2 separate regions of the Mus musculus genome follow, and region 2 is linked to region 1. Evidence: chromatin loops called from intact Hi-C (ENCODE). Cell type or tissue: heart. All regions are shown on one strand.

Region 1 (2,500 bases):
AGCACTTGGGAGGCAGAGGCAGGCGGATTTCTGAGTTCGAGGCCAGCCTGGTCTACAGAGTGAGTTCCAGGACAGCCAGGACTATACAGAGAAACCCTGTCTCGAAAAACCAAAAAAAAAAAAAAAAAAAAAAGACGCTTGCTTGTTTTGGTAGTGAGTGACTTTTTGGGGCAGGGTCACATGGTATCTCTGGCTTACCTGGAACTTGCTATACGTAGAACAGAGATCCATCTGCTCCTTATACTGGGATTAGCAGCGTGCACCACCACTCCTGCCTGGTGACTAACTGAACCAGAATAAAATGAACAGAGCCAGGAAGGCAAAGAAACCAGGGTCAGTAGTTTGAGCACTGGCTACTTTTGCAGAGGACCTGTGTCCAATTCCCAGAACCCATAACTACAGCAGCTCACAACTGTCTGTAATTCCAATTCCAGGGGATCCATCATACTCACACAGACAAATGCAGGCAAAACACTTATATGTACATAACAAAAAAATTTTTACGGAAGAAAGAAACAAATAAACTAAGGTATCATGACTTCCCATCTCCACTGCACACCTGCCAAAACAGAGACGGGGTGGGGGTGGGGCTGGGATGAGGATTGGGGGCTGGATTTATACTTCAAGCCCAGTGAAGATGTCTCTGAGGAGGAGGGACTAGGGCCGCAGGAAGGCTTTAATTGAGTGCCTAGTCTCTGAGCGCCTTCCTCAGCAGAGAAGGGATTAAAGATGACTCAGAGCTGCCCAGCCTGGAGGAATCCAGTGGTGAAGCCCTGGCTTAGTCTTTACTTAGGTTTGGGGGAGAGGCTACGGAGTGCTGTACTCACACAATAGGCGCCAAGTTCAGGCTCTCCCGCTCTCCCTTTGCTGAGCGTTCAGATATCAGGTGCTGCTTAACCTCCCTGAACTGACACACAGTTTATGAGTGGGTAGAGTAACTTCCTGTCTTTTTGTGTATTTTAGAGGTAGCTAGAAATCAGCTGTGTCCTGTTTCGTTTTAATTTAAAAACTAAATTCTCTTTTTGTTTAGGTAAAGCTTTGTTTAAGCCCCCTTTTAAAGAGCAGTTTGCCAGTCTGTTCTTGCCCAAACATCTAGAGAATAACTAGCAAGGAAGCCAAAATCAGATCCAGGATCTGCAAGCATCGTTAGCAACTGAGCATATTTCTATAAACCAATAAAGGTTTTTCTATTTTGTTCATCTGTTACCCTTATGGTGTTGCCGCTTTCACATGCAGTATCTGTAGGCGGGAGTATAAGTAACAGCATAGCACAAATGAAAGCCGGTGGAAAGGGGCTGCTTTCGCTTTAAGGCAGCTTCGACTCCAGCTCCCTCCCCTTTCCTGATTGACAAACCTACCCGAAGTCACGTGATCCGCCTCTATTTGAAGGTCACAAAAAGCTGCTTCCTTTAGAGACAGAGGGGGAGAGAGAGAGCAGGAGGGAGAGTGAGCGAGAGAGTTAGTTCAAGCCAAAATGGCCGACAGAGTCTCTGCTGGTTTCTGAATATTTAAAATACAAAATACAGATAGACAAAAAGAATTCATTTTTTGGACCTTTTTTCATTTCCATTTCTACCTTGTATGCCTCAATTTGCTGGATTTAAGCACTGCTGCACTTTATGAGGTTGGTAAATATTTTCAATTTTTAAAAACCAATTGATTTATATGGATCGTGTCTAACCGTTTGCACTAGTGGTGTTGCAAATCGACATTTCTCTAGCATGGAGACTGGCTTCAGACAGTTGGCGAATCTGTAAATCATACTCGGGATGTACTTTTGGTTCAGCATTTTAGAAATGGAAAAGACTTGGTAAAATATTTAAATTTTGAAGTAATTTAATTGCACTTTTAGTTTATATGTAGCTTTTTATCGTTTCTATCGTGCAAATAAACGAAGCTGTGAGTAATTGAAATTTGATATTTAGAAAGAGGTTTTTTTAAAAACACAAGCCTCTCCCTCCCCCCCTTAAATCTGCTGCAAAAATTTGCATAAATATAAATGGGTTTGCATTCTTTCCGCTGCTAAGGCCGACAAAGGATCAGGGAGGACTAGCCCTAGAATGGGAAAGCTTCTCTCTCTCTCTCTCTCTCTCTCTCTCTCTCTCTCTCTCTCTCTCTCTCTCTCTCTCTCTCTCGCAGACCAGGCTATCCTTCCTGGAGCTGTGAAGAGCCTAGAGTGAGATACATTTTAAAATAGGGCCAGCGGGTTACTGAACACACCAGGTTTGGGGTTCTAAATTCCCCTTCTTGAAATGCAGGCAGTATGTGGCTCACCCCTCTCTTCTGCGCGCGCTCCTTTGCACTGGGTCCCAGTGTGTGTTCTCAAATGTGCAGCCAGATGCGCTTTTATTTTGATCGTGGCTTCAACCAAATGGTAGGACTGTCTTGTAAACACGATTATTTTAAAGATATAAATGGCTCTTTACTCTGTTTAGAAATTGTTTCTTTACCAGTTCTTCGTGTACATTGGTCTCCATTTCACATGAAATAAAATATTTTG
Region 2 (2,500 bases), 150 kb after region 1:
CAAAAAGCAGGGGCCTCCACAGTAACCAGAACTAAGGTAGCTGATGATATTTAGCAGAAGTCCATGCATTAAAAAACAAAAACCAAACAACAACCACCACAAAACCACCTGGGCTGGTGACCCATGCCTTTAATCTGAGCACTCAGGAGTCAAAGACAGACAGATCTCTACATAGTGAGTCCCAGGCCAGTTAAGGCTACAGTGTATCACTCTGTCTCGCAAAAATAAAGTCAGAAAAGGAAACAGGACCAAGTAGAAAGCTAACAGCTGAAGCTACGGTTTAATGAGGAAAAGTAACCAGAGGCCAAGTGAAGCAGAGTCGGGAGAGAGCACTACGGAGCCTGGAGCCTGGAGCCTGGAGCCTGGAGCCTGGAGCCTGGAGCCTGGAGCCTGGAGCCTGGAGCCTGGAGCCTGGAGCCTGGAGCCTGGAGCCTGGAGCCTGGGAAGGATTGGCTCTGCAAGGATCTCTGTGGAAGAGAACAGTGAGCTGCTACAGCATATCCAAGCAACTATACCCCCGAATCAGTCCAGAGTACAAAGTTCCAGGAACACGTTCTTTTCAGCATACATCGGCCCACAGCCTCCAATCCAATCGAGGACCTTGGGCGCAGGTGTCTGGTAGGTTTATCTGATGTACAAACTATTCTGGCAACAGCTAAGTCTTAAGCTCAGGAAGAGGAGACACTAAGGAGCGGTTGTGTGGGGAAGAGGGAGCAGTGTTCAGATCTAATGTACCATGCCTCGTGTGGGTCTCTTTATGTTGCTGGACGAGGCTTTTTGTTTTCTGTTTTGTGTTTGTTTGTTTGTTTGTTTGTTTGTAGACAGGTTTTCTCTGGCTGTTCTGGAACTCGCTCTGGAGACCTGGCTGACCTCAAATTATTATTATTATTTATTTTTTTATTTTTGTTTTTTTTGAGACAGGGTTTCTCTGTATAGCCCTGGCTGTCCTGGAACTCACTTTGTAGACCAGGCTGGCCTCGAACTCAGAAATCTGCCTGCCTCTGCCTCCCGAGTGCTGGGATTAAAGGCGTGCGCCACCACGCCCGGCTATTTTTTTTTAATGTATGCTATTTTCAGCTTTATTCTGATACAAAAACTTTGAATTTTTTGTTCTCGAGCCACCACGCGTGGAATAATTCTGACAGGCTGCTTTCCGGAGATCGGAACCAGCACCGCGGTTTAAGAGTTTCGGTCTCCAGCTGAGCCTGTCTCCAGCGGGACTGCAGTACTCCAAGTGTCCACTAGGGCGCCTTCCTGGCGTCCCTCCGAATGCCTCTGCAACTTTCCTTTCTGGGTTAAACGCGGGTCTTAATGTGCCTTCCTCAGATGGAAAAACTGAGGAGGCACAGCGTGGGGCAGAGATTCGTAGAAACCAAGAGAAAAGCGTTGACCCTCAGGGGCGACGAGCCAAACTTGAACCATCTTCGCCTTCCAGGCCGGCGTTACACACGGGGCGGGGCCTTGGGAGGAAGTCCCGCCCCACGCACGCCACCCTTCCGCTTTTGGCCCTGCTGCTGGTGTCCGCCGCGTCCTGGTCGCGTGTTGAAAATGGCTGCATCCGGCGACCCTGGCAGTGCTGAAAGTTACCGTTCTCCGCTGGCGGCCCGCTACGCCAGCCGCGAGATGTGTTTCTTGTTCAGCGACAGGTACAAGTTCCAGACGTGGCGGCAGCTGTGGCTGTGGCTGGCGGAGGCCGAACAGGTAACTGGCCGGGCCTCTTGTCCCGAGGGAGGTCACGGCCCGAGCACCTGTTGCCTCGGCAACAGTCCCAGAGCCCTGCACATCCTTTGGAGGACTTCGGTTTGGGCAAGGCTATGTGTGTTTGCGTCCTCCCACAGCGCATTTCAAGTGGAATGCTACTTATACCTTTGCAGGCTCAGGGGGAAAGGCGCTTCCCGCCAAGCTATCCGACATGAGTTTGAGCCGGGTTCAGCATGGTGAGAAAGGCGAAACCTGACTTCTATTAGTTGTCCTTCGACTTCTGTGCGCTCACACATGCACACACACACACACACACACACAGAAAACAAGTAGATTATTCTTTTAAAAAGTACGTTGCAAACTTGATGGTCATTTTTCGCATGAGCACGAGGAGGGCATAACCACCACGAAATGCACCCTTAGGATTGTTATGCCGGGCTGGTTGTTGTAGTTCATGGGCATCACAGCTAGGTCGGCCTGTTGGTTGCTTTCTGCCTTTGGGAAAGCTTATTTGGTGCCTTCAAAATTGTTTCTTGTGTTCTTGCCTTCTTGTCCTCTCGTCCCTCCTCCCTCCCTCCCTTCCTCCTCCCTCCTCCTTCTTTTTCTTCCTCCTCCTCCTCTTCTTCTTCCTCTCTCTCTCTCTCTCTCTCTCTCTCTCTCTGCCTTTCTCTGTCTCTACTACCGTTGCCAGTGTCTCCTTAGCTTGTAAGTGCCCTCAAGCTGAAACTGAAGTGTAAGGTTTATCTGGTCTACAAATTGCTTGACGCATACACAGCTGTGAATATGGATCATCTGTTAG

What was found. Peaks named below come from ENCODE experiments on the same cell type or tissue, not always from the same donor. Only the 100,000 strongest peaks of a DNase experiment are listed, where the experiment ranks them.
Region 2: it touches region 1 in a loop (2.0-fold over the local background); 3 of 42 quality-filtered maps call a loop at or near these places.

Annotation. Positions count from the first base shown.
Region 1 is chr15:80,797,181-80,799,680 of GRCm38, forward strand. The region is part of intron 4 of Tnrc6b (trinucleotide repeat containing 6b); the gene reads left to right. Among named protein-coding and RNA genes, the nearest start is that of Tnrc6b, 87 kb to the left of the region's middle. In heart, a CTCF peak has its summit at 1,439; DNase peaks (open chromatin) are centred at 761, 1,371 and 2,281; H3K4me3 peaks cover 2,194 bases; H3K27ac peaks cover 2,322 bases.
Region 2 is chr15:80,947,000-80,949,499 of GRCm38, forward strand. Adsl (adenylosuccinate lyase) reads left to right here and starts at 1,491. Exons shown (of 13, transcript NM_009634.6): 1 at 1,491-1,701. The coding sequence starts at 1,549. In heart, a CTCF peak has its summit at 1,262; a DNase peak (open chromatin) is centred at 1,482; H3K4me3 peaks cover 1,474 bases; H3K27ac peaks cover 1,443 bases.